2 separate regions of the Homo sapiens genome follow, and region 1 is linked to region 2. A link is a loop called in an ENCODE intact Hi-C map of the cell type or tissue named here. Cell type or tissue: endothelial cell of umbilical vein. All regions are shown on one strand. Each heading gives the region's core, and the rest is flanking DNA. Links, peaks and the distances in the headings are about the cores only. Region 1 has its middle 36 kb from the start of FRMD4B. Region 2 overlaps FRMD4B (FERM domain containing 4B).

Evidence for each region. Peaks named below come from ENCODE experiments on the same cell type or tissue, not always from the same donor. Only the 100,000 strongest peaks of a DNase experiment are listed, where the experiment ranks them.
Region 1: a loop joins it to region 2, with 3 times the contacts of the local background. A loop is called at or near these places in 3 of 110 quality-filtered maps.

What each region holds. Positions count from the first base shown.
Region 1 is chr3:69,416,333-69,427,714 of GRCh38, forward strand. It overlaps a transcript of FRMD4B not described here. Among named protein-coding and RNA genes, the nearest start is that of FRMD4B, 36 kb to the left of the region's middle. RefSeq lists enhancers at 4,344-4,845, 4,846-5,345. In endothelial cell of umbilical vein, for the core only: no CTCF peak of the experiment used is centred there; DNase peaks (open chromatin) are centred at 4,649, 6,589 and 9,089; H3K27ac peaks cover 1,210 bases.
Region 2 is chr3:69,347,567-69,358,948 of GRCh38, forward strand. All of the region lies in intron 1 of FRMD4B (FERM domain containing 4B), which reads right to left. Among named protein-coding and RNA genes, the nearest start is that of FRMD4B, 33 kb to the right of the region's middle. In endothelial cell of umbilical vein, for the core only: no CTCF peak of the experiment used is centred there; DNase peaks (open chromatin) are centred at 4,975, 6,155 and 7,585; H3K4me3 peaks cover 2,797 bases; H3K27ac peaks cover 3,699 bases.

The DNA of each region.
Region 1 (11,382 bases), core at 1,125-9,124, 69 kb after region 2:
TATTCACAGGCACCCACAATAAACTGCATCCTTGAATTTCTGGACTCAAGTGATCCTCTCACTTTGGCCTCCAAAGTAGCTGGGGCTACAGGTGTGTGCCACTGCACCCAGCTGAGAATATAAATTATAAGTTAGATTGCAACCCACTGAATCTGGCCAAATTGTCTTCAGGCTCAAAAACCTCAAATGCAAACCTGTTCTTTTTTTTTAAATTATTATACTTTAAGTTCTGGGATACACGTGCAGAATGTGCAGGTTTGTTACATAGGTATATATGTGCCATGGTGGTTTGCTGCACCCATCAACCCATCATCTAGGTTTTAAGCCCTGCATGTATTAGGTGTTTCTCCTAATGCTATCCATCCCCTTGCCCCCAACCTCCCGATAGGCCCAGGTGTGTGATGTTCCCTTCCCTGTGTCCAGGTGTTCTCATTGTTCAGCTCCTACTTATGAGTGAGAACATGTGGTGTTTGGTTTTCTGTTCCTGTGTTAGTTTGCTGAGAATGATGTTTTCCAGCTTCATCCATGTCCCTGCAAAGGACATGAACTCATTCTTTTTTATGGCTGCATAGTATTCCATCATGTATATATGCCACATTTTCTTTATCCAGTCTATCAGTGATGGGCATTTGGGTTGGTTCCGAGTCTTTGCTATTGTAAATGGTGCTGCAACAAACATATGTGTGCATGTGTCTTTATAGTAGAATGATTTATAATCCTATGGGTATATACCTGGTAATGGGATTGCTGGACCAAATGGTGTTTCTAGTTCTAGATCCTTGAGGAATTGCCACACTGTCTTCCACAATGGTCGAACTAATTTGCATTCCCACCAACAGTGTAAAAGGGCTCCTATTTCTCCACATCCTCTCCAGCATCTGTTGTTTCCTGACTTTTTAACGATCACCATTCTAACTGGTGTGAGATGGTATCTCATTGTGGTTTTGATTTGCATTTCTCTAATGACCAGTGACGATGAGCTTTTTTTTCATATGTTTGTTGGCTGCATAAATGTCTTCTTTTGAGAAGTGTCTGTTCATATCCTTCACCCACTTTTTGATGGGGTTGTTTTTATCTTGTAAATTTAAGTTCTTTGTAGATTCTGGATATTAGGCCTTTGTCAGATAGATAGATTGCAAAATTTTTCTCCCATTCTGTAGGTTGCCTGTTTACTCTGATGATAGTTTCTTTTGCTGTGCAGAAGCTCTTTAGTTTAATTAGATCCCGTTTGTCAATTTTGGCTTTTGTTGCCATTGCTTTTGGTGTTTTAGTCACGAAGTCTTTGCCCATGATTGTGTCCTGAATGTATTGCCTAGGGCAAACCTGATTCTATTATAAAGCAGACACTATCGCCATTATATTAATTTCATCTGGCTACCGTGACAAATTACCATAGCTGATGGCTTAAAATGGCCGAAATTTATCTCACAGTTCTGGAGGTCAGAAATCCAAAATCAGTTTCACTGGGCTGAAATCAAGGTTTCAGCAGAGCCATACTTCCTCCAGAGGTTGTAGGGGTGAATCATTCCTTTCATCTTCCAGCTCTTAGTGGCTGCCAGTATTGCTTGACTTGTGGCCACATCACTCTAATCTCTGCTCTCTCTCTTTACATCTCTTTCTCCTCTGTGTGTCTCTCTAGCCTCCCTTTGCCTTTCTTTCACAGGGGTCTTGTGATGGTATGAAGGGCCCATACAGATAATCTAGAATAATTTTTTCATCTCAAGAAACTTAACCACATCTGCAAAGTCTTTGATGTATATATATGGTAACATTTACAGGTTCCAGGGATTACAATCTAATATCTTTGGGGCAATTATTTAACCTACTGAGGCCATCTTTTTCATCTCTAAAATGTATACACACAGGCATATGCTCATACATTATAACTAATAACACATGTTTACCAAAAATATACACGGTGTACATAGAACAATTTTATTAATCCTTAAACATTACTACTCTGAATTGGGCTTAGAGCATTTGGTAGGAGGGTCGATGTGGTATAGTAGGCAGAAATCTAACATGGGCCCTATGACCTCCACACCCTGTGTAATCCCCTTCCCTTGAGTGTAGCCAGGGCTTGTATCTGCTTCTAGCCAAGAGAAGATGGCAAAGATGATGGGGTGTCACTCCTCTGATTAACTCACATTATATGCCCAAGGTGATGGGTTATCAACCCACAATGACTCCATCTTAGCAGATTAGAGCGAAAGACGTTCTCTTGCTGTCTTTGAAGAGCAAAATTCCATGTTGTTGGCATGTTGTGGAGGGGGCCACATGTCAGGGAACTGCAGGTGGCTTCCAGAAGCTGGGGACCTCAGTCCTACAACTGTAAAGAACTGAATCCTGCCAAAAGCCAGTGAGCCTGGAAGGGAACGTAGAGCCTCAGACAAGATCCTAGCTCTGGCCAACATCTTAATTTCAGCCTGGTAAGAAACTGAGCAGAGGACCCAGTTAAGTTGTGCCCAGACTCCTGGCCCATAGCAACTATGTGTGTGTGTGTGTGTGTGTATAACACACACACATATATAATTACATATATACATATATGTTGTTTAAGCTGCTAAATTTGTGGTAATTTGTTATGCAGCAATAAAAAACTAATACTCTTGGTTTGCAAAGTGTTTATTATCAAGATATAAGGTAGAGAATGAATAAGCACAGATAACCAAAATGAAGAGAATCAACTGCACCAAATGGCCAGATAGCAAAGTGCACTGGGAAGAAAATGTAGGTTGCATATGTGAAATGGTTGACAGCCAGCAAATGGATTTACATTAACTAGGAAATATATGGGAAATAGGTTTGGGGGAAACTTAGAAGTGAAAAGGGGTGAGTTTTCACCTAACTATTTCAGTTACAGGAGTAGAAATCCAACTGAAACTGACCAAAGCAAGTATGAATGAATAAATTCAATGAAGATGAATATGGAGAGTTTATTGGCTCACATACCTGATCAGCCCAGACGTATCTGGCTTCAGGCACCAATGCCCTGAAATCTGTCTCTCTCTAGCTCTCAGCTCCCTTTCCTCAGTATTGATCTCATGCTCAGGCAGCCTCTTCCAGTGGAGCCAGAGGTGGCCACTCATAGGTCCAGGCTTATATTCGGCTCATTGAGCAACCCGTTGTGGAAAGTGAGATTCTCTTTCCCAATAATTCCAGCAAGACTCCCTCAGTTATCCTTCACTGGCTCACTGGCTAGACCTGAGTCATCTGTCTAAACTTGATACCAAAAAGGGGCAGGAGAGCAAAGCTACCCAAGCCCAAAGGAAAACTGGGACTCTCTTACCAGAATGGGGATTGGATACTGTGCAGGCAAAAATCACAGGTGCCCATGACATAGGATGCAGTATGGTAGAAGTGCATGGATGGCAACTCCACATTTGGGAAAAGGATGGAAGAGGCCTTGTAAAGTCAAGAACCAAATAACCAAGCAGTAAATGGAAGTTCCTATGCAGCATACACAGAGAAGAACTTGCAGACTGAGATACAGGAAGAGATGTTTGGGTTTAAAATGGGTCAAGGTGTTTGTTTCTTTGTTTGAGATGGAGTTTTGCCCTGTCGCCCAGGCTGGAGTGCAATGGCACAATCTTGGCTCACTGCAACCTCTGTCTCCCAGGTTCAAGTGATTCTCCTGCCTCAGCCTCCGGAGTAGCTGGGATTACAGGCACCCACCACCACGCCCAGCTAATTTTTGTACTTTCAGTGGAGACAGGGTTTCACCATGTTGGCCAGGCTGCTCTTGAAATCCTGACCTCAGGTGATCCATCTGCCTTGGCCTCCCAAAGTGCTGGGATTACAGGCATGAGCCACTGTGCCTGGCCAGGTCAAGGTGTTTGATCTGCTGGGGTTGATAAGCAAAATAATCCCTGGGAAAAATCTCAGAAGGGGCGTGGCTTGATTAAACTGGCAGAATCGCTTTCTAGCAACAGGTGTAACTTGTATGAAAAGGGATATCAAAAAAAAAAAAAAACAACCAAAACAACCCTACATTCTTTTCACCTATGGAACAATCATATGTCTCAGGTGCCATGGTTTCTACCTTACCTTCATGATCAGATTTATTTCTCACCAATAGCCCTACAAAGTAAGCGTTTTAACACTTGAAAAAATTCAGGCTCAGGAGGTTAAGTGATTTTCCCCAGGTCACTGACCTAGCAACTGGCAGAACAAGGACTCAAATTCAGGTGAATGTGTCTCCGGAGTCACTATGCTAAACCCCCTATTTCTGAATTAGAGATGTTCGGGTTTCAAATGGGTCAAGATGTTTGATCTGCTGGGGTTGGTAAACAAGATTATCCCTGTAAGGACTTTAGGCACCTGAACGGGACATGAGAATGGAGAAATGCACAATAATATGTAACATTCATACTGTGAAACACTATTTCAAAGCCTCCTGTGTGGATTTAAGTGGGTAGTCTACTTTTACTCTGGCCTAAGATTTAATTGGCTAGGATATCAGAAGAAGCCAAAAGCCCTTTGGAAAAAGAAAGGTGGATCCAAAAGAGCAGAGGAACTGTATGAAGCAAAGATGCCAGGGAGGATAAATGACCAACAATATGTTACCAGATGCGCCCTCCCTGAGAACACTGGACTTGGCAAGGGTAAACAATAAGAGAGGAAGTCAGGGACGGAGAGGGCCAGGGAAAGTTCAGGCCTCCCTCCCTCCCACGCCCTCACTCCCCATTGTGGCTCACACTGAGTCAGCCCAGATGGGAAGAAGGCAGAGACCTCACCCACCCAGTGTCCACCCTACCCATGGCCTGGAAATAAGTGAGGATGAGATTTGTGAGGGCAGCTTAGATACACCCAGGTGCTACTTGGTCCCCCTTTTCCTCCACCCTCACACAGCCCCAGAGGTGCCAGTAGTCAGATCTCTGGGAGACAGTATACCAGCCAGGCCCTTGAATTCTGGTGCCAGCTCTAGTATTAATTACCGGATGACTTTGCATAAGGCACTTTGTGTCTCTGGGCTTTTATTTCCCGTATGAAGAGTCATCTGAGGTTGAATTAGATTAGGGATTGTACATGCAAGTGCCAACAGAGGCCAGGCAGGCAATGAAAATGTAGCAGGCTGGGTACAGGATGACAGGGAACAGTGGGGACTGGAGAGCACATGTTTTGTCCAGTGAGGGCATTCCCAGTGTCTCCAGATGCTCCAATTTTTCCTGGGAAGCCACAATTCAGACTTTTACATAAAGTCTCCCAATCTTTAAGTGTTGGCAACAAATCAAGCCTGCAGAGCAGTTGGCAATCTTGAGTCTAGATGTGCCTTGTCCCATAAGCTAGTCACTAGCCACATGTGACTATTTCATCTTAAATTAATTAAAATTAAACAAAAATTAAAAATTCACTTCCTCAGTCACAACAGCCACCTTTCAACTGCTCAATAGCCACAGGTATTAGTGGCTACCATATTGGATAACACAGATCTGAAACATGTCCAGCTTTGTAGAAAATTCTCTTGGATAGCCCTGGCCTAAGTGATGTCTAAGATAACTTTCAGCTAGTAAAACAAAAAATAAAGACAAAATGAAACAAAGGTTACTTTCTTAATTGATAGGAAACAACGCTACTGGAATTTCGTGGCATAACCATAACACAAAAATATTGGTGTCATTATTTTATTTTCACTCTGATGAGTTCCCTTCAGTTGCATTTAAATTGGTTTCTGCAGATCTGTTAATAGAAGCAGCCTGATACTTTCTAATCTGCTTCAACACACAAAGTACATTCATAGGGATTTGAAATCTAAACTTATATTAAAAGGAGAGGGGCCGGGCGTGGTGGCCCATGCCTGTAATCCCAGCACTTTGGGAGGCTGAGGAGGGCAGACCACTTGAGGTCAGAAGATCGAGGCCATTCTGGCTAACACATGGTGAAACCCCGTCTCCACTAAAAATACAAAAAATTAGCTGGGCGTGGTGGCATGTGCCTGTAGTCCCAGCTACTCGGGAGGCTGAGGCAGGAAAATTGCTTGAACCCGGGAGGTTGTAGTGCGTTGAGATCATGCCACTGCACTCCAGCCTGAGCAACAGAGCGAGACTCTGAAAAAAAAAAAAAAAGAAGAGAAAAGGAGAGGGGGCAGGGAAGAGAGAAACCCTATTTTACTTCTAGTACTTACCCCTCCCCTGCTAGGTGAGATATCACTTCCATACAGAGCTTTTAACTGCCTGTGCAAGAGCCTCCATTGTGACAAGCTGCAATGTTTTAGGTCAGTAGTCACCAAACTTTTCTATAAAGGACCAGACAGTAAATATTTTCAGCTCTGTGGGCTATATGATCACTATGGCAATTATTCATTTCTGCCTTATTACATGAAAGCAGCTATCAACAATATGTAAGCAAATGCGCATGGCTTTGTTCCAATAAAACTTTATCTGTGGACGCCAAAATTTGAATTTTGTATAAGTTTCATGTGTCAAATAGTTACTTGATTTCCCATACAACCATTTAAAAATGAAAAAGGAAAAAAAAAACATTCTTAGCTCAGGACGGTAGCAAAACAGGCAGTGTGCTGAATTTGGCCCACAGGCAGTAGCTTGCAGACCCCTATGTCCTGAAAGTTCTCTGATGGAGAGACTGCTGAACTGTAGGGCAGGGATTGCTGAGCTCTGACTTATATATATGACTCACTGGGCATGAGTCCCATGTAAGTTGTATAGTTAGCCAATGTTGTTCAGGAATGAAGGGAAGGACCATAAGGGCCCTTTTTTGTGAGACAAATTTATTGATATAGTCAGTCCTCATTATTTACAAAATTCAAACTTGCCTACTGGTTAGAATTCATTCATAACTCCAAAATCAATACTCAAGGTACTTTTTTGAAAAATAGAGACAGGATCTCGCTCTGTTGCCCAGGCTGTAGTGCAGTGGCACAATCATAGCCCACTGCAGCCTCAAACTCCTGGGCTCAAGTGATCCTCCCGCCTTGGCCTCCCAAAGCGCTGCAATTACAGGCATGAGCCACCACACTTAGCCTTTGCTCGAGGTATTTTTGCAATCATTCTCTGACTTGTGGGGAACAGCAAAAAATTTGAGTCACCCAATGCTCCTGTTCTCAGCTGAGATATAACAAAATAAAGCGCTGCCCTCTTGTTTCAGTTCATGTTAGGTACACACGTCCCTTTCAGAGTCTATGTAGCAACCTGTTTTACACATGTTGGTGCTTTTGGTTGGTGATTTTGCTGTTTAAAATGCCCCCTAAGCATAGTGCTGAACTGCTAAATTAGCTGTGGTATGAATGTTTGTGTATTTCCAAAATTAATAGTTTGAAGCTTAATCACCCGTGTCAGAATGATAGGAGATAGGGCCTCTGGGACATGATTAGGTCATGAGAACACAGTCCTCATGAACGGGATTAGTGCCCTCATGAAAGAGGCCCCAGAGAGCTGCCTTACCCCTTCTACCAAGTGAAGACACAATGAGAAGGTGCCATTTATGAACCAGAAAGTGGACCCTTATCAGGGTCTACCAAATCAAGTGGACTGTCAAGTGGTATTAGCAGGACCCTCATCCATTGACACTGAATGGCCTGGTGTCTTCATGGTGAATTTCCCAGGCTCCAGAACTGTGAGAAATACATTTCTGTTGTTTATAAGCTACCCAGCTTATGGTATTTCGTAACAGCAGCCCAAATGGACAAAGTTCCTAAGTGGAAGGCAGCTGCAATGTCCTTGTTAAAAAAAAATAATGTCTTAGATAAGCTTCATTCAAACATGAATTATAGTACTTTTGATATGAGTTCAATGTTAATGAATCAACTACATATATTAAATAATGTGTCTTTAAACAGAAACACACTTAAAACAAGGTTATGTACTGACTGGCTGATGAGAATGTTGTGACGAGGTTTATAGCAGCATAACTTATTTCCCCCTAGGTGTGATGTTTCAGTATTTGCTAATTTGGTGTTCATGATGCCTTTACTGAATATAACTACCTCAAATAATGAGAACTGACTGTATACTGACACTAAAAGGACAAGGTCTCACTCTGTCACCCAGGCTGGAGTGCAGTGGTGTGATCATGGCTCACTGCAGCATCGAACTCCTGGACTCAAGCGATCTTCCCGCTTTGGCCTCCCAAAGAGATAGGATTACAGGTGAAAGCCACAGCACAGCCAGGATTGTATTATTAAGGCACATGTGCCTTAGTCTGTCACTTCTGAGTGGTTTCTCTCTTAGCTTACTAATATAAGAAGCAAATCCACAGACAAAGAGGGATGGGAATAAGCAATTTTCATAAGAAACACAAACAGCCAATAAATATACAAAAATCCTTCACTGATAGTCGGAAATAAATATTAAACAAATGAGATATTTTTTCTCCTATTAGATTGGCAGAAACAGAATTACTTTTATAAGACAAAAGAATTGAGGTAAGATATATGTTGACTACCTTAAATCCCAATATGGGATTTAAATAAAAAAGCAACTTCTTTAAAAATTCAAAGATGAATTTAAAATTTGCTTAGGAAGGTAATTCTGAAGCTGATTTCAAGAGGCAAAGCTAAAATAATGAATGTAAGATTCTAAATAACAAGTTATATAGATGTAATATAGAAAAATCACAGGTGCTGTTGACCTTATCTTTAGCCTTTGGTAATTAGGACTTGAACTATAACAGCCTTTTATTTCTACCTACCCGCAACCCTCTGCTTTTATGTACTTTACCTCTGCTTACTTCTCTGCAGCCAGACAGTGACTTAGGCAAATAGGAAGGTAGGTGATGTGCTATTAGTGTTTTAAAAGGCTTTCATCTCTTCCATGGTTTTTCATGGTGTTATTATCTCTTATCAGTAGTTAATTTATATAGTATTTCCATGATGCCTTCTTAACAATATCCAGTGTATTAGCGTCACCTCCTTCTTACACAGTAAATTCATTTCAACACTGCATTGGCCAGAAAGGACATGCAGTAAATGTTAATCAATTCTATTGCCATAAGAAACGTGCATGGAGTTAAAGTTCACAAGAAACAGAAGCTAGAGAACTAACAGCAAAGTGGAACTTGCTGCTCATTAGTTCACGAACACACTCCCCAAAAGTGAAGAGAGACACTCTCACCTGAAACTAGTGCTAGAAGTAGTTATCCTGTTCACACAGCACACCCTACTGCCCATGGGGGAAAGTTCACTTCCAATGCACAACTGAGAAATTAAATATGGACCCTGCTGGCCAGCCTCCACCTAAATCTCATCTCTAATCGATCTGCAATTCAATAACATGCATGTCTTCTTTTGCCCCTACCTTTCGTGATGGCTTCAGCTGAAACATAAAAGGGCTTTAAAAGATTAATAGTTCCATCTTGATGCCAGGTGAAGTAAATTCCCAATTCATTCAATCCTCACTGTGATGTTTTGCACTTGGTACAAAGTAGATGCACAATAATGTTTTATAAAAGCACCACAATAAGATAGGTATTATTTTTATCTTTTTTTTCAGAAGACTTAAAAGGATTAATTAGTAACTCTCCAAAGATCCCAAAGCCCAAGTAAGTGGGGGAGCCAAGAGTTGAACCTCATCTAACTCCAGAGCGTATGCTTAATGACTACACTATATTACCCTCTTATTCTTTAATGCTAAAATAAGCTTTCAGCATTAAAAAGAAATGAACCGTCAGGTGATAATTAGTTTCAAAGTCTACCATAACAGGTTAGGCCTTTTAATAGCTTTAATACCACAGCTTTTGCTAAAGATTGATCAAGAACACAGGCCATTTCCTAAATACCTCACACAAAGGCAACTCTAAGCAAGTGCTAATTTTAAAACAGGGCATATGCCATGTTATCAATAGGAATCCAAAGTTAAACAACAGAATGGGCTAAGTGTGGAGCTTCTGGCATATGCTGGGATGTAACAGCCCTTCTCTTTAAATCAGGTGTTGCACCCATATAGTTTGCTAAGGATAAGGTATGAATAAGGAAATGCTGGGGCTGTAATGAATAGGTTTTCATTATTGTGGATTTGAAACAAACTTTTAAAAGCGTGTGTGTGTGTGTGTGTGTGCATGTGTGTGTGTTGGGTAAAGGATTACGGAGATTAACATTCAAAAGACAGTCAACAGAGAATAGTCCAGAAGTGGAAGGAATTTACGACTTAGCCTTAGAGTTTTCTCACGTTAATACCAACCTATTGGTAATGCCTGCCTGGAGCCCTGTTTCAGGAAGTATTGTGAGACCCGTTCTGAGTTCTACAAAGAAAGGGTGCTGTGTTGATTAATAATGTCTGTCCTGGCAGAGGAAAGGAGGGGAGCATATTAACTGCATAGTTGCTTTTCTTAGGACTAGAAGATTCACAGGAGTGCCATATTTGTTCATTACCACAGAGCTATCTCAGAGCTGCCAGCTAGGACTGAGAGGAAAGATCACACTGCAGACCCAGGATATTTAAATCAGAAAATAATTTTAACCGTGAAAACACAGGGTCTATGGGATTTATCCTCAGATGTAATAAGATAAGCCCACAGATGCGCTTAGGGGCTGAGATGACAGAAAGGCCACTTGGCTGAGAAACAGGAGGGAAAAAGAGCCAAGCAATATGGCTGAGAATTTGTTCTCCATACTGGTACAACAGAGCTTGGTAGATTTGCTATTTCTTTGGCTCAGCCTCATAGATTTTGGAAATGTGACTATTTATAGGGATTCTTATTTTTTTATTTCTTTCACTCATCCCTTAAAAGTTTTAAGCAAAGTCTACTTGAAAAATGTCAGCCTGTCTCAGGTGTGCTGAGAGAAAATTAAGTTTTGTCAGTGTTTAGTCAGAATATAAAAGGAGGGGAAAACTGACCTCTGGTGGTAAATTTGGAAAATCCCTAATACAAAGATTTCCAAAAAGTGATCCAGGAAGCATTAACCCCTCAATATTTTCTGTGGGAGAAGGGCTCTGTGGTAAAAATAACTCTGGGAAACAATTACATACTATATAAATATAATATATATTTATATGTTATATAATATATTTATAATATATTGTTATATATTACTTAATATACCTGTTTTTTTGGCAACTCATTGTGTTTAAGCCCTTAAGAATTCCTGCAGAAGAGAAACTATTTAATGCCTTTTAATTCAGCATTTTCTAAATCTGTTTGAATATAAACATGAAATATATTTTTAAAATTAACCTAACATTTTGGGAGACATGAACCTTAGGGAGAAGAATATAAGATCACGTTTTCCCCGTCCAATATGGAGAATTCCTTTCAGAGCTCTTCTCTGATAAAACCTTAGAACACTTGTGTTTTTACACGTAGCCTTCCCTTCCTTGTTCTCCTCCATGACTGTGTTTAGTAAGAAGCTAGGTAAATGTTTTTTTTTTTTTTTTTTTTTTTTTTTTTTGAGACAGATTCTTACTCTGTCACCCAGGTTGGAGTGCAGTG
Region 2 (11,382 bases), core at 1,283-9,282:
ACCACATAGTTGGAAGTAAAGCATTCCTCAGCAAATGTAAAAGAACAGAAATTATAACAAACGGTCTCTCAGACCACAATGCAATCAAACTAGAACTCAGGATTAAGAAACTCACTCAAAACCGCTCAACTATATGGAAACTGAACAACCTGCTCCTGAAAGACTACTGGGTACATAATGAAATGAAGGCAGAAATAAAGATGTTCTCTGAAACCAATGAGAACAAAGACACAACATACCAGAATCTCTGGGACACATTTAAAGCAGTGTGTAGAGGGAAATTTATAGCACTAAATGCCCACAAAAGAAAGCAGGAGAGATCTAAATTTGACACCCTAACATCACAATTAAAAGAACTAGAGAAGCAAGAGCAAACACATTCAAAAGCTAGCAGAAGGCAAGAAATAACTAAGATCAGAGCAGAACTGAAGGAGATAGAGACACTAAAAACCCTTCAAAAAATCAATGAATCCAGGAGCTGGTTTTTTGAAAAGATCAACAAAATTGATAGACTGCTAGCAAGACTAATAAAGAAGAAAAGAGAGAAGAATCAAATAGATGCAATAAAAAATGATAAAGGGGATATCACCATCGATCCCACAGAAATACAAACTACCATCAGAGAATACTATAAACACTTCTACGCAAATAAACTAGAAAATCTAGAAGAAATGGATAAGTTCCTCGACACATACACCCTCCCAAGAATAAACCTGGAAGAAGTTGAATCCCTGAAAAAGACCAATAAGAGGCTCTGAAATTGAGGCAATAATTAATAGCCTACCAACCAAAAAAAGTCCAGGACCAGATGGATTCACAGCCAAATTCTACCAGAGGTACAAGGAGGAACTGGTACCATTCCTTCTGAAACTATTCCAATCAATAGAAAAAGAGGGAATCCTCCCTAACTCATTTTATGAGGCCAGCAACATCCTGATACCAAAGGCTGGCAGAGACACAACAAAAAAAGAGAATTTTAGACCAATATCCCTGATGAACATCGATGCAAAGATCCTCAGTAAAACACTGGCAAACTGAATCCAGCAGCACATCAAAGATCTTATCCACCATGATCAAGTGGGCTTCATCCCCGGGATGCAAGGCTGGTACAACATATGCAAATCAATAAATGTAATCCAGCATATAAACAGAACCAAAGACAAAAACCACATGCTTATCTCAATAGATGCAGAAAACGCCTTTGACAAAATTCAACAGCCCTTTATGCTAAAAACTCTCAATAAATTAGGTATTGATGGGATGTATCTCAAAATAATAAGAGCTATTTAGGACAAACCCACAGTCAATATCATACTGAATGGGCAAAAACTGGAAGCATTCCCCTTGACAACTGGGATGCCCTCTCTCACCACTCCTATTCAACATAGTGTTGGAAGTTCTGGCCAGGGCAATCAGGCAGGAGAAAGAAATAAAGGTATTCATTTAGGAAAAGAGGAAGTCAAATTGTCCCTGTTTGCATATGACATGATTGTATATTTAGAAAACCTCATTGTCTCAGCCTAAAATCTCCTTAAGCTGATAAGCAACTTCAGCAAAGTCTCAGGATACAAAATCAATGTGCTAAAATCACAAGCATTTTTATACACCAATAACAGACAAACAGAGAGCCAAATCATGAGTGAACTCCCATTCACAATTGCTTCAAAGGGAATAAAATACCTAGGAATCCAACTTACAAGGGATGTGAAAGACCTCTTCAAGGAGAACTACAAACCACTGCTCAATGAAATAAAAGAGGACACAAACAAATGGAAGAACATTCCATGCTCATGGATAGGAAGAATCAATATCGTGAAAATGGCCATACTGCCCAAGGTAATTTATAGATTCAAAGCCATTCCCATCAAGCTACCAATGACTTTCTTCACAGAATTGGAAAAAAATACTTTAAAGTTCATATAGAACCAAAAAAGAGCCCGCATTGCCAAGTCAATCCTAAGCCAAAAGAACGAAACTGGAGGCATCAAGCTACCTGACTTCAAACTATACTACAAGGCTACAGTAACCAAAAAAGCATGGTACTGGTACCAAAACAGAGATATAGACCAATGGAACAGAACAGAGCCCTCAGAAATAATATCACACATCTACAACCATCTGATCTTTGACAAACCTGAGAAAAACAAGCAATGGGGAAAGGATTCCCTATTTAATAAATGGTGCTGGGAAAACTGGCTAACCATATGTAGAAAGCTGAAATTGGATCCCTTCCTTACACCTTACACAAAAATTAATTCAAGGTGGATTAAAGACCTAAATGTTAGACCTAAAACCATAAAAACCCTAGAAGAAAACCTAGGCAATACCATTCAGGACATAGGCATGGGCAAGGACTTCATGTCTAAAACACCAAAAGCAATGGCAACAAAAGCCAAAATTGACAAATGGGGTCTAATTAAACTAAAGAGCTTCTGCACAGCAAAAAAACTATCATCAGAGTGAACAGGCAACCTATAGAATGGGAGAAAATTTTCACAACCTACTCATCTGACAAAGGGCTAATATCCAGAATCTACAATGAACTCCAACAAATTTACAAGAAAAAAACAAACAACCCCATGAAAAAGTGGGCAAAGGATATGAACAGACGCTTCTCAAAAGAAGACATTTATGCAACCAATAGACACATGAAAAAATGCTCATCATCACTGGCCATCAGAGAAATGCAAATCAAAATCACAATGAGATACCATCTCACACCAGTTAGAATGGCGATCATTAAAAAGTCAGGAAACAACAGGTGCTGGAGAGGATGTGGAGAAATAGGAACACTTTGACACTGTTGGTGGGACTGTAAACTAGTTCAACCATTGTGGAAGACAGTGTGGCGATTCCTCAGGGATCTAGCAGTAGAAATACCATTTGACCCAGCCATCCCATTACTGCGTATATACCCAAAGGATTATAAATCATGCTGCTTTAAAGACACATGAACATGTATGTTTACTGTGACACTATTCACAATAGCAAAGACTTGGAACCAATCCAAATGTCCAACAGTGATAGACTGGATTAAGAAAATGTGGCACATATACACCATGGAATACTGTGCAGCCATAAAGAAGAATGAGTTCATGTCCTTTGTAGGGACATGGATGGTGCTGGAAACTATCATTCTCAGCAAACTATCGCAAGGACAAATAACCAAACACTGCATGTTCTCACTCACAGGTGGGAATTGAACAATGAGAACACTTGGACACAGGAAGGGGAACAGCACACGCTGGGGCCTGCCTTGGGGTGTGGGGAGGGGGGAGGGGGGAGGGATAGCATTAGGAGATATACCTAATGTAAATGATGAGTTAATGGGTGCAGCACAGCAACATGGCACATGTATACATATGTAACAAACCTGCACATTGTGCACATGTACTCTAGAACTTAAAGTATAATAATAATAAAAAAAGAAAACCAAATGAGAAAATAAACCAATACAAGACAACAGAAGTGTGCATACCTTTACAGCCTGATCTACAAAAGCTTCCTTTAAGGAAAAAAAAAGCAACTGAAGTATACAGCAAGCCCAATACCTTCCTTTCTTAGATTGCTGTTATTGGAATAATAAATTGATTGTTTAACCTTGCCAAATCACATAAACATATATTAATGTATAGTTTACCTGTACTCAGGCTTACTTTTCCAGTTTAGGAAAATATTGCATTTAAAATTTTTTCTAGTTTTCCAACATTAAGCAAGAAAAAAGTCTTAATTGGAGCTTCACAGAATCTACCTCAGGGACAAACGTAAGTCTCATACTTGAATTATGATCCCGAGACAGGCCTCTGCTGAGAGCTCACTAGTATTTTCAGGTTGCCAAAATATTTTTGAAACAAAGAGAAAGTGTTTTAGTATGGTTTTACCTAGCACTATAGCTTTTTGTGATAAGAGACAAGACATGTAGTTCTTTTCCTGGGGTCTTTTGCACACCTGTGCACAGGCTTCTGCTAGCAATTGGAAACCATGCAGAACAGAAAGCAGAATCTCATTTGGATGCAGCTCCCACTTTTCTATTCCAAGATGCACGCACCCATGTAAAGAAACTCTTGCTTCATGAAATTCAGAGATGCTGGAAATTAGGCAAAATCATCCTCTGGCCCAGAAAAGGCAAAGGGTGGACAGAGCATAGATTCGGAACTCAGGAGATCCAGAATCCAGGCTGTGCCCTGCCCCTAACGGGATAGGAAGTCTTAGAAAAATTCCTCCTCTTCTCTGGATTTTAATCTCTTCAGTAACAGAATGAGGAGATTGGACAAAGTGACTTACAAGGTTTCTTCTGGTTTAAATGTTCCATGGCATAAATATATCTAACAATTCTGCTCAGCCAATAATATTTGTCCACCACCCATCACCCTGCCTCCTGATAGTTACTGGGAATTCTCTCCATGGGTGAGACATAGTACCTGTCTGCAGCAACCTCCATTCTAGTAGTAACAACTTCCCTGCATACTTCAAATGTAGGATCAAACACAGTGGAACACACAGAGTATGCTCTGGAGTGGGACTTGGTATATCTGGGAATATATTAGGCCCTCTGCTAAGAGCTGTAGTTTCTGACCCCTGAAAGAGCTGCATAACAAGATAGTCTTACTTCTCAGGATGTTCTATGGCCTGAATCTTCAGAACAGGATCATTTATAATGAGGCCTTAGGTCACCATAATGTCACTCTGAGAATCCAGGTCACAGGACTGCATTTGGATAAGATTATATTCCTTTTCACTCCTTCGGACATTAGATACCTTTAGATAGGACCGATTTAGAGACAATGGACTCATTTCTAAGGCTACACTATTATGTTGTTACATTATAGCAAAAGGGTACTATTCCAGTTCCTATTGTGATATATTTAATTTCTTTGATGTTTCTCTTCTCTACCCAATCCTGCCCACTTCCTCTACAGACTTCCTTCTATCCCCAGGAGTTTTGCAGTCTACTGGATGAGATAATTTCCTTTGTTTTTTACCCAGATATTCCTCCCCTCCACCATCAACATCTACCCATCAAGGAAGAAAAATGGCCACATGGAGTTGGACTTAATGAGTTTGCCATAACCACATTACAAGGCAGCAAAGAAAAAAAACCTTCCCTTTAATAAGGATGTAGGACTTCCTCTGACAAATCATAAAAGTTTTATTAATTAATTGGAAGCCGTCCCCAAAAATGGCATTTCCGAGGTTTCTATCTTGAACTGCTGAATTCTGATCACATAGAATCCTCACCACAAACTAGACTGGAGGACAAAATTCAATTTTCCTTCTTCTTTCTGGAGGCAAAGCAGGGACCCACATCAAAGGATCCTTTCAGATGGGCTGCTAATGAGCTCTAGGACACCACGGAATTTTTGTTGCCAAGTGTTCACAAAAACAGGGAAGGCCCCAAACACATCTTGCTGATGAAACGATGAACAATTATAAATCAAAAAGCATTTCTGTGTTGCTTACTGACACAGTTCCTGCCCTCTCTCTGTCTTTTCTACATCCATAAAGAAACTCCAGTATTTAAAATTTAAAAAAAAAAAGAAGAAGAAAAAAGGAGAGTGGTGGGAGCAGGGGAAAGGGTGATGAAGTGGAATTACATACTTCATATTTGCCAAAGTTCTAAAGCAAAATAAGAAATCAGCCTTTCACGACCTTTAAAGGAGCAAAGATAGCATTAAAACAATGACAGGAAAACCCTCCAGACGATGGGCGTCTTTAAGGACCATCTTCACTTGGTATCAAACAGAGCACATCCAACTCCGTTTTGGAAAAAGTAATTCCTTCACAAGAGTGAAGATAAACATTTCTTGTAATTTCCTTTTCTGCAAGTTGGGTTCTGCAATATTAGTTCTTAGATTAGTCCACCCCCAGTACAATATTAAAATCTGCCCAAGATTTTGCTATGAAATGCCAGTCAAAGCTGAAGAAGCACCGTTACACAGTCTGCAACTGGAAGATCATAAAAAAAAATCATTCTTACCTCCGAACCACCATGACCTCGGCTCATTTAAAGGAACTGAAGAGAGTGCTTAAGACAAAAGACACACGTATTAAGCACTTGTGCGGTGTGTGTGTGTGTGCGCGCGCGTGTGTGTGCGCGCATGTGCTTGCATTTTCTCCAACTACAAGCCAGTGGAAGTAGGAACTTAAAAACTCCCGACGCCTTCCGCTGCCATATAATCTCAAGGAAATGACCATACTGTTTGTTTCTTTGATTAGAAACAAAAGCCTTTCAATATGAGTCACGGGAGAAATGGGAAAATAAAAACAACTAAAAAACTTCTGCTATTTCTTTTGGCCACTCAAACGCTTTCTTTACAACACATTTAAAACATATGATGAAATGTCATCTACTGTTTTCTAAACTTCCTTGATAATGCAAGCTTTAGGTTGGGTAATTATTCAGAGATAGGCGATGCCATGTATGAATCTAAACTTCTATGCATGTTCTGGATGAGGCTGGGAATTTAATGAATATAAATAAAAACAATATTTAACTCAACTTTGCTACTCACAGCCAGTTGATGTTAACAGCTTTTCCACTCAGAAAGAAACTTAGAATTCCATGGAACAACCTTAGTAAAATCAATCAGAGATGCCAGCCACAACAGAAAATCTTGGCAGAATGACGTGGTCTCAGAAAAGATTCATTTCACTATTTGCATTTAATGAAATCATTACTATTGAAGTCATTCAGTGAATAGGAAATAATCAAAATACATTATGCTTGAAGGCAGAGAGAAAAACATATAGAATACTGGAAAAATAATAAATTTACTTTTTTTAAAAAAAGAGAATGACTAAGTAAAAGTTTGTGACAGGGTATCATGCTTCTCCCTCCTGAAAAAAAGAACAGTCTGGAATTTTGCTCAGGAGTATGGTATGGTTAAGAATATAACCATAAGATTAAATCTCTAAGACTCTCTAGAGTCAGAGAAACCTCGTGTTTTACAGTTGTATATATCCTTGGGAAAGTTACTTGATCTTTCTGAGAATTGGTTCCCTCCTTTGTAAAATGGAGATAAAAATCCTGATCTCCTTCAGGAGTGCTGGGGAAATTAAAAGAGATAGTTCATGCAAAGCTCAAAGAATTTGCCTGGGAGATACCACAGGTATCTAAATATAGGGTGGGGTACCTCCCTTTACCCCCACAAAATGTTAATCCCTCAGAAACCGGGGAGTGGCTTTATCTTCAGATCCTTCTAAAGACTCTAATTACTATGACCACAATATACTGTCTGGGGAAGACATGGCAGCCTGTAACAACTTCAGTCAATGCTAAGTTTGGATGCAAATAGAAGTCACTTGATGATATCAGTAGAAAAGGTGGCAAAAAGTTTAATACATATTTAGTAATTATTTGTGAGCACGTGACCTCCCAATTGGACGGGTTGGATGTTAGAAGAAACAAGTTACTTAAACATTATTTCATGCACATATACTTGTAGGATAAATGGAAAAAGGAAAAAAAAAAAAGCTGGGCAATGATATTCCCAGAAAAGCATCATATATGGAGATTGAAAAAGTGCTATATAGCTCAAACAACTTGGGCAGAAGTGGAGATGCTGCGCTGTGATAAAAGGATGACTCAAAGAGGACTTTTGTTCCAGTGCCAGCACACACATGCACATGAAGAAGCTGAATAAAATTATCCTATCAAGAGGGAGAGCACAAGGCAGAAATCACTCCAGTTATTAATCTGCATAACAAGTGTTATGAGCACTCCTAATATTAGGAGTAAATTTTCTAATATTTCATATACATTTCTAAAATTTTATATAGGTTGACCCAAAACATTTGCCTGAGTCTTCTTGTTTGGAAGGTGGGGAATTATTGTATTACTTTATTTGACAGAACCTTCTATTTGTTAATATATAACAGTAAAAACTCAATACATGGTACCTTTTCTTACTGGGTTGGAGAGTCGACTGAGAGAACTAGTGGGACATTTCTGATTGTATGGTAAAAATGTTTTCACTGTTGAAGGACAATCGGAATGTTGATAGCCAGTTTCAGCAGCAAGTTGGGCTAGATTAGGCAAGGCTAAAACCAGGAGGCCAGGGCAGCTTGAGGGCCAGATGAAGGTTGACAGACCAAATTAGGGGGGAGGCTGGGTAAGCTCAGGTTATGGTGTGAGAACACATAGAGATGGAGTCTACCAGGAGTATTAAAATTAGGAGGCCGGGCACAGTGTCTCACACCTGTAATCTCAGCACTTTGGGAGGCTGAGGTTGGCAGATCACCTGAGGTAAGGGGTTTGAGACCAGCCTGGCCAACATGGCGTAACCCCATCTCTACTACAAATACAAAAATTAGCCAGGTGTGGTGGCCGGCACCTGTATTCCCAGCTACTCGGGAGGCTGAAGCAGGAGAATTGCTTCAACCTGGGAGCCGGAGGTTGCAGTGAGCTGAGATCACACCACTGCACTCCAGCCTGGGTGACAGAGCAAGCAAGATTCCATCTCAAAAAAGAAAAAAAATTAGGAAACAGGATCCCCGCTTTTCTTTGGGGACACCATCCAAATAACTGGGGGTAGGGGGGAACCCCATATCCCCATATAAAGAAGATGAATATGTGATTCAAGACTGACCAATAAAATCACTCTACCCCCATGTGATGGTTAATACTTAGTGTCAACTTGATTGGATTGAAGGATGCCAAGTATTGATCCTGGGTGTGCCTCTGAGGGTATTGCCAAAGGAGATTAACATTTAAGTCAGTGGGCTGGGAAAGGCAGACCCACCCGTGATGTGGGTGGGCACCATCTGATCAGCTGCCGCTGTGGCCAGAATATAAAGCAGGCAGAAAAATGTGAAAAGACAAGACTGGCCTAGCCTCCCAGCCTACATCTTTCTCTCGTGCTGGATGCTTCCTGACCTGGAATATCAGACTCCAAGTTCTTCAGTTTGGGGACTCGGACTGGCTCTCCTTGCTCCTCAGCCTGCAGACGGCCTATTGTGGGACCTTGTTATCATGTGAGTTAATACTTAATAAACTCCCCTTTATATATAGATATATATATACACACACACATACATATATACACACACGTATATATACATATATATAATATATATACATATATATATAATATCCTATTAACTCTGTCCCTTTAGAGAACCCTTACTAATACACCCCATACCCATTAGTCATAGGGATCAGAGAAGAAGTATCTTTGTTTTTGTTTGTTCTGGAGTTACAAAGTTGCTTGGATGAAAATCTGGGGCTACCAGGAAACCTCATGCCAGACAGAAGAGTTGGAGAGAGACATACTCCAATGTCACTGTCTGAATTATGAAATGCCATTGAACCTGAAGTCATTCCCTGGCCTTTTCAGTTACTGAGTCTATAATTTCCGTTTCTGCTCAAGCTGGTTCTGATTTTTAAACAAAACTTTATTTGCAAACAAAAATATCCTATCTAATATGTCAGTTTGTGTGAGAAAGGATAATTGGAATCTGACACCATTAGTCCACTGACCAACACTGTTCAAGAATGTGGGTGCTTATAAACACAGGATTGGAGAGTTTGGTGGGGCTCTAGGTGCAAAGACGGGACAAGGGCATAGGTGCCAGGGATTCAGTCGTGAGGAAATGGATAATTCCTGCAGTAGTAGGGTATCAGATAGGAGTTTTGTAATCAGTAAATCAGAAGGGGTCCCAGATAACTGGCATTCAAAGGCCAGAATGGGACAGTGGCAAAGCTGATGCTATATCCAACTTGAAACAAATGTTCTTCCAAATGCCTTCTGCCGTGCAGCCAGATACAAGGCAGGGCTTAACCTGGGATTCAGGAATGTAGACTTGGGGAGCCCTGTTTAGGAGTCCCGTTGAAAATGAAACTATATCCTGGAATAGGTCCAAATGAAATATGAGCTTATATGTGAAACTGTGCCTATAAAATACAAATTGTGACACAGTTGGATGATCACCTAACTGGTGAGCTTGTACATATGTATTGGTGACTTTGTGGAGGGTTTTATTGACTGTGAGGGTGGAATAAAGGAAATATGTCCACCAATTTAAGGAAAAATTTGTGGAAGCAGGATCCCAATTTTTGTCTTTAGGAGAAGCTTTGCGTTTTATCTCAAAACTATCACTTTCATCACAGAACATTTCACATACTGAATGAATGCCAGACGCACCATAAAATCACAACAGAGGCAATGTATTGCAGTTTTCCAAAATTCTGACAGCTGGGCATAGCACTAAACCATTTGTCATAAAGTAAGAGGACAAACTTGAAGACCAGCTCATCTCCTCCTAAATTTAGTGAGGTTTGCACTAAAGAAAAAATATTTCCTCATAACTTCTCATCCTTCTCTAATTCAGCCTCTAGAAACAATTCAGTTTCAGTTCAAATATTTCTTGAGCATCAAATACATGCAGAGGCCTTACAAGGAAGTCAAATATGAAAACACCATGGTTCTGACCTTCGAAAAATTTGCAGCCTGGACCTGGCATCTCTCAAAAAGAGAAGAGTAATCACTTTATTTGTCACCTCATAGTCAACTCTGCAATTGAGGAATTACACATTTCTTTCACACACATGCTGGTTTCTGTTTTTAATCTTTTATCAATCTGTATGTCAGAGCTCCTTGGATACCTGATGATTTTTCTTAAATTTGCATTCACTGCAGTAATTATTTTTTGAATGTCTATCAGGTATTGGATGTCAGAGCTGGGTGTGTGGCCTATGTAGGCCCACAGGATTCAGTGCTCAGAAGGGCCTCATGCTTGGTTTAGTGTTCTGCTGTCTCACAATTCTTAATCATTTTTGAACAAGGAATCCCACATTTTCATTTTGCATTGTGCTATGGTTTGAATGTCCCCACTAAAACTCATGTTAAAATTTGATTGCCATTTTCACAGTATTAAGAGGTGGGACTGGCCAGATCCGGGGGGCACATGCCTGTAATCCCAGCAGTTTGGGAAGCCAAAAAAAACAGATTGCTTGAGTTCAGGAGTTTGAGACCAGCCTGGGCAATATAGTGAAACTCCATCTCTACAAAATACACAAAAATTAGCCAAGTGTGGTGGCATGCGCCTATAGTCCCAGATACTCAGGAGGCTGAGGTAGGAGAATCACTTGAGCCTGGGAGGTTGAGGCTGCAGTGAGCCAAGACTCTGCCACTACACTTCAGCCTGGGTGACACAGTGAGACCCTGCCTCAAAAACAAACAAATAAACAAACAAAAAAAGAAGTGGGACCTTCAAGACATGATAATGGATTATTAATTCATTGTCACAGAAGTAGATGAGTTATCATGGAGGTGGGCTTCTAATAAAAGATAAGTTCAGCCCACATTTTTCCTGTTTCTTCCTGTGAACCTGTGCACCCTTCTGCCTTCAGCCATGGGATGACCCTGCCAGATGCCAGTGCCA